Regions from separate parts of the Homo sapiens genome. Here region 1 is linked to region 2. Evidence: chromatin loops called from intact Hi-C (ENCODE). Cell type or tissue: dorsolateral prefrontal cortex. All regions are shown on one strand. Each heading gives the region's core, and the rest is flanking DNA. Links, peaks and the distances in the headings are about the cores only. Region 1 overlaps PODXL2 (podocalyxin like 2). Region 2 overlaps KBTBD12 (kelch repeat and BTB domain containing 12).

Region 1 (5,380 bases), core at 108-5,107, 320 kb after region 2:
TTAACTGTGGGGGGTCCTCCACCTCCTCCTGCTATTATTATTGTTGTTGTTATTATCATTATTATTATTTGAGACAGAGTCTCACTCTGTTGCCCAGGCTGAAGTGTAGTGGTGTGATCTCGGCTCACTCCAACCTCCACCTTCCAGGTTCAAGCAATTCTCCTGCCTCAGCCTCTAGAGAAGCTGAGATTACAGGCACCTGCCACCAAGCCCAGCTAATTTTTGTATTATGGCTGGGCATGGTGACTCATGCCTGTAATCCCAGTACTTTGGGAGGCCAAGCGGGGGGTGGATCACCTGAGGTCAGGAGTTCAAGACCAGCCTGGCCAACATGGTGAAATCCCGTCTCTACTAAAAATACAAAAATCAGCCAGGTGTGGTGGTAGGTGCCTGTAATCCCAGCTGTTTGGGAGGCTGAGGCATGAGAGTCGCTTGAACACGGGAGGCAGAGGTTCCAGTGAGCCGAGATTGCACCACTGCACTCCAGCCTGGGTGACAGAGTGAGACTCTGTCTCACAAAAAAAAGAAAGAAAGAAAAATTTGTATTTTTAGTAGAGACGGGGTTTTGCCATGTTGGCAAGGCTGGTCTCAAACTCCTGACTTCAGGTGGATTCGCCCACCTTGGCCCTCCAAAGTGCTGGGATTATAGGCGTAAGCCACCGCACCTGGCCATCCGCCTGCCATTATTATTATTAAAGGAGTTATTACCTGGTAAAATAATAACAGGAAAAGTGGAAGTGTCTCCATAGAATGAGGAGCAGGATAAGCACTTGAGTTTTTATTTTTCATTTTTTATACCGAATGTAACTAAAGCCTAAGCACTTGAGTTTTAAGTCAAAGAAAATCTAGGAAAAAGGGCAGGGCAGGAGGGGATTACTCATCTGTTGACAAGTGTAAATATGATTTCAGTATTACAAATGTCTCCTAAAACAGAAACAGAATTACCGGGAGGCCTGATGGGAGCACACACTAGGAACCAGTGGGGTGAGGGGCGTCTGTGTGGGCAGCTGCAGGGCAAACACCAGCAGTGTGAAAGCAGGGGTCCCAGGAGAGGGCCCGTGAGACTGGATCCAAATGGGAGTTGAGAATAAAGAGTGAAGAAGCCAGGCTTTACCCAAGAGCAGAACCACGGTACGATTCACTAAGAAGATACAGCATCACGTCCACAATATGCCTGCCAAAAATGCAGAGCCTGAATCTGACCATGGGGAAATTTGAGACAAACTGAAATTGAGGGGCAATCTACAAAATAACTGGCCTGCACTCCAACAATGTCAAGGTCATGAAAGACAAAGAAAGATTAGAGGGTTTTCCAGAATAAAAAAGAGACAAAAGAGACATGCGGACTAAATGCAGTACGTGATTCTGGACCGGATAGTGGACTATGAAACCCTGCTCTTTTTTTCTTTTGCTATAAAAGACACTACTGGGAAAACTGGCAAAGTTTGAATAAAGTTTGTAATTACAGAAGCATATTGTATCAGTGTTAATTTCCTGATTTTGATCATCCTGCTGTGGTTTTTAGGAGAATGCTTTGTTCCTAAGAAATGCACACTGAAGTATTTGGAGCAAAGGAGCATCATGTCTGCAACTTACCATTAAATGGTTTAGCAAGAAGTACAGATCTGCATCTCCATATCCATACATGTACACATACACACTGATACAGCAACTGCGGCAAAGTGTTAATAATGGGGGAGTCCGAGCAAGGGGTGGACGGAATTATTCTTGCAACTTTTCTGTAAATTGAAAATTTTTTAAAATAAGGAGTAACAGAGAGAGCGTGCACATGTGAGAGACACTTTCTCTCTTTTTTTTTTTTTCTTTTTTGAGATGGAGTCTCACTCTGTCACCGAGGCTGGAGTGCATTGGCACGATCTTGGCTGACTGAAACCTCCGCCTCCTGGGTTCAAGCAATTCTCCTGCCTCAGCCTCCTGAGTAGCTGGGACTATAGGCACACGCCACCACGCCCAGCTAATTTTTTGTATTTTTAGTAGAGACGGGGTTTCACCTTGTTGGCCAGGCTGGTCTTGATCTCTTGACCTCGTGATCTGCCTGCCTTGGCCTCCCAAAGTACTGGGCTTACAGGAGAGAGCCCCTGCACCCGGCCTGAGACACTGACTTTCACTACAGGTCAGCGAACATGCTTGAGCTGTCAAGAGGGGAATAGAAACATGGCAAGGGACAGGGCAGGCTATCCTGGCTGAGAGCGCAGAGCCCTGTGGCAGGAAGGAGCCACACCGCCCTGAAGCAGGTGAGACAGTTTTGAGAGACAGGGAGGAAGGTGCTTTTCCCACTCAGGTGTCCAAGGAATACAGATCAGGCTTCTAGGGACTCGCTGCATTGAGAGGGGAGAGGAAGCCTCAGCAGGCACTTTGGAGGTGAAAAAGGATCAAATTGGGAATGGAAGAAGAGAAACAAAGAAGTGAAGCTGAGCAGGAAAAGGAGGGAGATGAAGATGAGGAGAGTAAAGAGAGGGGAGAGGCAAGAGGAGAGGGAGGAGAGAGGGGACACATGACAGGGCTACCTGCCCTCCCAGCCTGCCCTCAGTGACCCAGGGCAAGTCCTTGATGCCCACACCCTCAGCCCTGCTGCCGTGGACAGCTCTGATTCCAGAGGGAGGGTCTGACCAGCTGAGCGCTCCAGGGAATCCCTTCCTACCCCATCCACTTCAGGCTCAGGAGAAGGGTCCCTCCACGAAGCCCTTTTAGTTTGTAGCCAAACCCCAAAAGCGTGTCTGGGACCAAGGTGTACCTCTAGAGCCCCACACCTGGACACAGGTGTGAGGAAGCCGAGCCGCCCGGGAGACACACTGGAGACACGTGGAAGTCTAAGGGCTGGCTCCATGGATTCATCCCTGTCCTCAGGAAGAGCTGGGGCACTGAAGGATGAGAAAGGTCATCCAAGGCTCAAGCCCTCCAGGGAGAGGCTCGGGCTGGGCCTCGGAGCATGGGAGGCCACGAATGTCTAAGCTGCAGCTCAGAAGACACCTGGGGCAGACCCCCTCGTTGCACAGGAGAGCCCTGGAGGACCTCCTGGATTGATTGCAGGATAACACTTAGGCTCCTGGGCTCCCGACCCTCCCAGAACTGCTGGGAATGGCACTGTGAAGTCACAGCCCCCCCTGGTGGCTCTAAACAGAAACCACATGTTCCCCAGAGCCCTCAGAACAGTTGGGTCTCCAAATCCCAGACTCAGGGATTTTACAGGTAGACAGAGGCCCTGCAAGAGCAAAGGGCCCATCTCTCGCCTTTTCCACATGAGGGAGCCCAGGAGAGGAGGATTCTTGCTCTAAGTTGTGATGCTAGACTTGTCACAGTTGTAAAGTTGTAAGACTCTTAGACTCTTGTGTGGTTAAAGCCAGTGTCTTTTGACACATCCTGGTCATTTAGTCCAGCACCCGGGCTTGGCTTGGGATGCTGGACAGGAGCAAGCTGACAAGCAGAATCATGACCTCTCCCCAGTCTGCCCGTACCTTTGTGGCCGCAGCCAACCTCCTTAAAGCTGGGCTTGAATCACAAGAGTGGCTGGCGTTAAGAGCCCCAGGCCAAGCTTCAGGGTTCTGGAGGCATGGGCTGGAATTCTGGGTGGCCACTTGCCTCTGTGTGCCACACACCCACCTCTCCATGATGTGAGGCTAATACCTCAGGTTGTTACAAAGATGAAGTGGCATCAGGAATGCAAAACACCCAGCCCACAGAAGGCACACTTTCCTTCTGTCACACTCCATGTTCTCTGCTCCTCTCAGCATCCACACAGCCCAGCTCACGGCAGGTGTATCCGTGGTTAGGGTCAGGGTCCTAACACGGGAAGGGACCACAGGAGGCTACCTGACGAGGCCTCAGCCCTCTGGCAGGCACTGGTGAGTCTAGAGAAGATGGGCTGGCAATTATCTTCAAGAATATGGCTGGGTCTCTTTAGAGAGGCATTTCTGTGTTATTGACTTACCCCTACACCCCCATTTGCCTAAACCCAGCTGTGATGGTTCCTTTACAACTCAAGTCCATCTCTGTTTCATCTGGTAAGTGAGCAGCACCTGCTAGCACCGCCTTCAGAGGAAACAATGTACATAGTCTCTTAGTTGCCCCTAAACCTAGCTTCTTTTCCTGGGGCTAAACAACTGTAATTATTCTTTATTCTCAACCTTTCTGTTTTCATCCTTCTCTTGTGAAAACTCTGGATTCACCCTGGTGTTTTTTGTTTGTTTGTTTTGAGATGGAGTCTTAGTCTGTCGCCCAGGCTGGAGTGCAATGGCACGATCTCAACTCACTGCAACCTCCGCCTCCTGGGTTCAGGCGATTCTCCTGCCTCAGCCTCCCGAGTAGCTGGGATTAAAGTGCCCGCAACCACATCTGGCTAATTTTCGTATTTTAGTAGAGATGGGGTTTCACCATGTTGGTCAGGCTGGTCTTGAACTCCTGACCTCAGGTGATCCACCCGTCTCGGCCTCCCGAAGCGTTGGGATTACGGGTGTGAGCCATCGCACCCAGCCTCACCACAGTTTTAGGAGTATTACAGCTGGGCGCGGTGGCTCACGCCTGTAATCCCAGCACTTTGGGAGGCTGAGGTGGGTGGATCACGAGGTCAGGAGATGGAGACCATCCTGGCTAAAACGGTGAAACCCCGTCTCTACTAAAAATACAAAAAAAAATTAGCTGGGTGTGGTGGTGGGTGCCTGTAGTCCCAGCTACTCAGGAGGCTGAGGCAGGAGAATGGTGTGAACCCAGGAGGCGGGGCTTGCAGTGAGCCGAGATCGCACCACTGCACTCCAGCCTGGGCGACAGAGCAAGACTCCGTCACAACAACGACAACAACAAAAAAAACAAACAAAAAACAAAAAAGAGTGTTACAAAATCAGCACAGGGGGTACACAGTAAATATTTGCTGAATGAACTATTGAAAACTGAACAAGATTCACTAACTTGAGACTAATTGATGCAAAATGTAAAGGGGTTTCTCCACTCCAGTGGCACTACTGTCATTTATCACAGCTGGTAAGCTGAGCTCTCCCGCGCCCCCTGTGATGGGTTGGTGCTGGCTCAGATGCAGCTCCAGCTCACCCTGATGAAGCCCCAGGCCTGGGTCCCCTAGGCCTTATTTCTCCGCTTTCTTTTAAACTCATTATGGTGCTGGCTTTGTTCCCTAAATAGATCATTTTTCCCTCCTATATTTCATCACAGTTCTGTATAGGTTTCTTTCCCCAGTTTATCGAAGTCACTCTGGACTTTACTTCTATCTCTCAGGGCAGCCATAATCCCAGGGATGAACTTCAGCACAGGCTGAAATATCAATGAACTGATTCTTCTATTCAAGAGACAGAATTAAAACAGGCATAAGGGCCAGAGCCCTTGAAAGATCACTTTAAATGTCCCTTTAGGT
Region 2 (5,380 bases), core at 311-5,310:
ATGTCTCCATTCCTTGTGGAAATAGAAATGTTTTTTATATATATGATATAGACAGTGTATGTATGTATGGGTATATGGTATATACTGTAGGACAGATAGGAAGTTGAAAATGAAAATAGTAACTCTCCTCCAGGATATCATAAGTTTAGTACAATTTCTCCAGGGTGTGGCTGGGGGGCACGGGGATGCCAAAGGTAAAACAAACCACTTCCATCATTCCATCTTTTTCTCTGTAGTCATTAGTACTAGGATAAAACAGACTTGTAGCATAGTGGCCACCATAGCTGGTGTCTATCAAAGCTTTGTTCTTTTATCAGTTTTTTATTTTGAGAAATTTCAAACATACAGAAAAGGTGAAAGAATAGTACACTGAATACCGGTGTATTCTGCATCTAGAGTCAATAATAGTTAGCATTTTGCCTTATTATCTTTATGTCCCCACCCCATACACACACACACTTTTTTTTTCCTGAAACCTTGAAAAATCAATTACAGGCATAATACTTCACTCCTAAATACTCAGCATACTTCTTCTAAGGATGAGGAAATTCCTTTACATAATCACAAACCATTATCATACCTATGAAAAAATAACATTAATTCTATAAAATTGAATAAAATCCTGTTCATATTCTAATTTCCCCAGTTGTCCCCAGAATAACTCAATAGCTGTTATTTTCAAACCATCATCCAACCAACCTTCACACATTATACTTTGTTATTATGTCTCTCTGGTCTCCTTTCATTTAGGAAGGCCCCCATCTTGGGTTTTTTTCCCTGTGACATTAATTTTTTTGAGTCAGGGTCAGTTTTCTTGTAGAATGTCCCACAAGCTGAATTCACCTATCTCCTCATAGGGTTGTTTACTTTGTTCTTCCTCTATTTCCTATAAACTGGAGGTAAAATGTAGAGGTTTGACTGGACACAAGTTAAGTATTTTGGTGGTGGTGGGGACATGAGAAGACTCTATACTGAATGATATAGGAAGCAAATACTATAAAATTATATCATTATTAATGATGATTATTTGATTACAGCGGTGGCTATCCAATTTCTCCATTGTAAAAGTACATATTTTTTCATGTTGTAATTAGTCTGTGATTTATCAGGTAATATGTCTTCAGTGCCATGTGACTATCCTGTTCTTTATAACCTTTCAACCGATGCTTTTAGCATCCATTGATGATTTCTGACTGAACCAACTATTATACAAATTAGGATCTTGGCTATCCTTCTATCATGACTTCTACATTTATTACCTGGCTTTTGATTCAATGTGTTTCAGTCAATTATAGTCAATTACGATTTTTGATGTTTGAATTATTTTGAATCTGGCCAGTGACTGCCCTTTCAGGCTGGTTTCTCTGTCTTTTCATGACTCCCTTAAGTCTTTGACAATGTACCTGCTTTCTGGTGTAACAGGATATCTGAACCTTACCTTGCAATTTCTGTGCTCCAAACCTAGAATCAGCTATTTTGTGAAGAAGCACAACTACATTCTAAGCAGCTAGCTGAGTCCATCATCCAACAATACAGCAACTTCCTTATTTTGCCCTCAATGAGCTCTGTTAGGGCTGGAACCAAACATGTTTGTATGTGTATCTTTGGGGTTTAACATGGGCTTACTACCTAGAAAGGCATTCAATAAAGGTTTGTTGAATGAAAACCCAACAGACATCAGCCAGGCTCTTAACCCTGACTGCATGTTAGAAAAATCTGAAGATTTTTAAAAAATATTGATGCCCAGGCCCCATAACCAAATATTCTGATTTGATTTGTCTGGTATGGAGAGACAGTTTAGCCTACTGCTAAAAATATAGACTTTGGGGCCAGACTATCTAACTTTGAATCCCAAATTCAACATTTACCCTCTGTTTGACTTCTTTAGATGGCTTCAGTTTCTGCACCTTTAAAATAAGGGAAATAATAGTTGCAGGCTGTTGAGAGAATCAAATAAATTAACACATGCAAAGTGCTTAGAATTTTCCCTAGCACAGGGTAACCAGGTAACTGTCAGCTGTCAATTTTAATCTGCATTGGTTAGTAAAAGAATTCATTTTTGAAGTACTTCCCAGTGCATTTTCTCTTTCTGATAATTCAGATTTGTCCTCGACAGGCTTTTCACCATTAAGACTGTGCCACAAGACTAAACTAGAGGAGGCAGAGGGGTGATTTGAGGGAAGTTCTTGCTGGACAGATGGAGGAGGTAGAGAGCATTTCCAGTCCTGGGTGAAGGAAGGAAGATTTGGAGGGGCTGATACTAAGGTGAAAATGTTGTTTGGGTCCCCTAGAAGTTAGCCAAAGAAGATGATGAAAATGGCTCAGATGGGCTGAAGGCAGAAGGGACTTAGCCTGGACTCTGGGAAGAAATCCCCCTGCCCACAGCGGGTCCCACTGGCAGCCAGTATAGAGTTGAAGTGGAGAAACAGGAGGCCTCCCTGCTCCCTCAGCCTGCTCCCTGAGCTCCCCTGCCATCCTGGAGGAAGGGAAGACAGCCACAAGTGGCAAACAAGTGTGTACCGATGGGCTGCCATAGTAGGGAATGGGGGGACCCTGCACCAGAGTTCGGGGAAACAGACAGAAACCAGAGCCTGGCAAGAATATGCAGTTGAGTCTCAAAGGGCCAACAGCTGGAACAAGAGCCAAAGTGGGGGCTTTGTCAGCAGGGAGAAGGCTGAGCCCTCTGGGAGCAACTCCTCTTTGTGAGATATACAAGAATCCTGAGGGCACACTTGAGCTAGAAAACATGAGAGTGGCTCTTCGGTATTCAGTTCATTATGATTATCACCAAGATGCCCTCTGTCCAAGCCCACAGGGTCCCTTAAAAGGCAGGATTTCTGCGTGCCAACCACAGGAATCTTTTGCAGGTACCTAAGGCCACAGTGTTGTCATCCCTTGGATGTTCTTATAGCAGGGAATAGTTTCCTGCCACTAGGTGTCATCTGCCACCACTGTCTTCTCTGTCTCAGGAAGCCTAATTCTGTCTCTGGAATGGGCCATTTCTGCCTCTTTCACTCAAGGAACCTGCCTCTAAGCACCCTCACCATGGGCAGTTCAGCTTAATTCTCCTCATTAGTGTCAAACACCAAGCTGATTACTGTGAGGATATAAGAGAAGGAGTTCTGACTTTTTCACTTTAACAACAGCTTTATTGAGGTATAGTTCATATATCATAAAATTCACCCCTTGAAAATGTATAAAAAAATGGTTTTTTAGTATATTCACAGAGTTGTGCAGCCATCACCACTGTCTAATTTCAGAACATTTTCATCACTCCCAAAATAAATCCTCTGCCCATTAGCAGTCACTACCCATTCACCCTTTCTCCATTTTCTGGCAATCACAAATCTACTTTCTGCCTCTATCCATCTGCCTTTTCTGGACATTTCATATAAATGGAATCATGTGATATGTGGTCTTTTGTGATTGCCTTCTTTCACTTAGCATAATGCTTTCAAGGTTCATCTATGTTGTAGCAACTGTTAGTATTTCATTCCTTTTTATTGCCAAATGATATTCCACTGCTTAAATAGACAGTATTTTACTTATTTGTGTATTTTACTTATCTGTCCATCTGTGGATGGACACTTGGGTTGTTTCCACTTTTTGGCTGAGACGAATGCTGCTGCTGTGAACATTCAGGTACAAGGGTGGGCATATATTTTCAATTCTCTTGGATATATACCTAGGAGTGGGATTGCTGCATCGTATGGCAACTCTGTGTCAACCTCTTGAGGAACTGCCAGACTTTTCCAGAGCAGCTGCATTATTTTATATCACCAGCAACGTATGGTGGTTTTGATTTCTCCAAACCTCGACAATACTTGTTATTATCTATCTTTTTTTCATTGTAGTCATCCTTGTGGGTATGAAGTGTATCTCATCATGGTTTAGATTTGCATTTTCTTAATGGCTAATGATGTTGAGCACTAGATCATCTGTTTATATTCACTGGACAAGTGTCTATTCTGTTCCTTTGTCCATTAAAAATATGTTATCTTTTTATTATTGAGTTATAAGATTTCTTAATGTATTTTAGATACAAGTCTCTTACCAGACATGATTTGCAATTATTGTCTCTCATCCTGTGGGTTGTCTTTTCATGTTCTTGTTGTTGCTCTTTGAAGCACAAACGTTTTGATTTTTGATGTACAATTTATCTTTTTTTTTTGGTATGTGTGCTTTGGCATTTCTAAGAAACCATCACCTAATTCAAGATTTATGCCTACATTTTCTTCTAAGAATTTTACAGTTTTAGGTTGTATGTTTAGATTTTTAATCTACTTTGGGTTCCTTTTTGTACATGGTAAGAGGCAGGATTCCAACTTCATTATTTTGCATGTGGATATCCAATTATTCCTGCACCATTTGTTGAAAAAAGGATCCTTTCCTCACTGACTTGTCTTGGCAGCCTTGTTGAAAATCAGTTGACTGAAATGGAGGGATTATTTCTGAACTCTCAAGTCTATTCTACTGATCGATATGTTTTGTCTATCATTATGCTGGTACCACATGGTCTTGACTACTATAGCTTTGAAGTAAAGCTTCAGAATTAGGAAGTGTGGGTCTTTCATCTTTGTTCTTTTACAAGATCATTTTGGCTTTTCTGGGTCTCTTACATTTCCATATAGATTTTAGGATCATCCTATCAATTTTTGTATGTAATATCTTACCATTTATATAGAATTTTAATTCCTTTTAATGATGTCTTGCAGTTTTCAGTGTACAAATCCTGTACTTTTTTTGTTAAATTTACTCCTATTTTATTCTTTTTGATGATATTGTAAATAGAATTGTTTTCTTAATTTCATTTTTTAATTGTTCATTGTAAGTGTATAGAAATACAATTTTTTGGCGTATGGTCTTATGTCCTGCACCCTTGTTGAACCTGTCTATTAGCTCTAGTAGCTTTTTAAAATAATTCCTTAAGATTTTCGAAAAAAATGATTATGTCATATGCAATTAGTTATTACTTTCCAATATGGATGCTTTATATTTCTTTTTCTTTCATAATTTTACTGATTAGAACCTCCAGTATAATGCTGAATAGAAGTGGCAAGAGTAGGCATTCATGCCTTGTTCCTGATTTTAGGGGGAAACCTTTCAGTCTTTTACCATTAAGCATGATGTTAGCTGTAGATTTTTCATAAATACCCTTTATCGGGCTGAGGAAGTTACTTTCTATTTCCAGTTTGTTAAGTATCTATAGCACGAAAGGGTGCATCTATTTTTTTTCTTTGCATCTATTGAGATAATCTGTTTTTTTCCCTTTATTCTACTAATACGGCATATTACATTGATTCGTTTTCTTTTTTTTTTCCTTCAACTTTTATTTTAAGTTCCGAGGTATATATGCAGGATATGCAAGTTTGTTACATAG

What was found. A loop is a pair of places that touch in the nucleus more often than their neighbours do. Peaks named below come from ENCODE experiments on the same cell type or tissue, not always from the same donor. Only the 100,000 strongest peaks of a DNase experiment are listed, where the experiment ranks them.
Region 1: a loop joins it to region 2, with 5 times the contacts of the local background. A loop is called at or near these places in 92 of 110 quality-filtered maps.

Annotation. Positions count from the first base shown.
Region 1 is chr3:127,650,096-127,655,475 of GRCh38, reverse strand. All of the region lies in intron 2 of PODXL2 (podocalyxin like 2), which reads right to left. Among named protein-coding and RNA genes, the nearest start is that of ABTB1, 20 kb to the left of the region's middle. In dorsolateral prefrontal cortex, for the core only: CTCF peaks have their summits at 2,912 and 3,123 (motif pointing left); a DNase peak (open chromatin) is centred at 3,125; H3K27ac peaks cover 1,096 bases.
Region 2 is chr3:127,968,727-127,974,106 of GRCh38, reverse strand. All of the region lies in intron 5 of KBTBD12 (kelch repeat and BTB domain containing 12), which reads right to left. Among named protein-coding and RNA genes, the nearest start is that of KBTBD12, 56 kb to the right of the region's middle. In dorsolateral prefrontal cortex, for the core only: a CTCF peak has its summit at 2,935 (motif pointing right); a DNase peak (open chromatin) is centred at 2,956.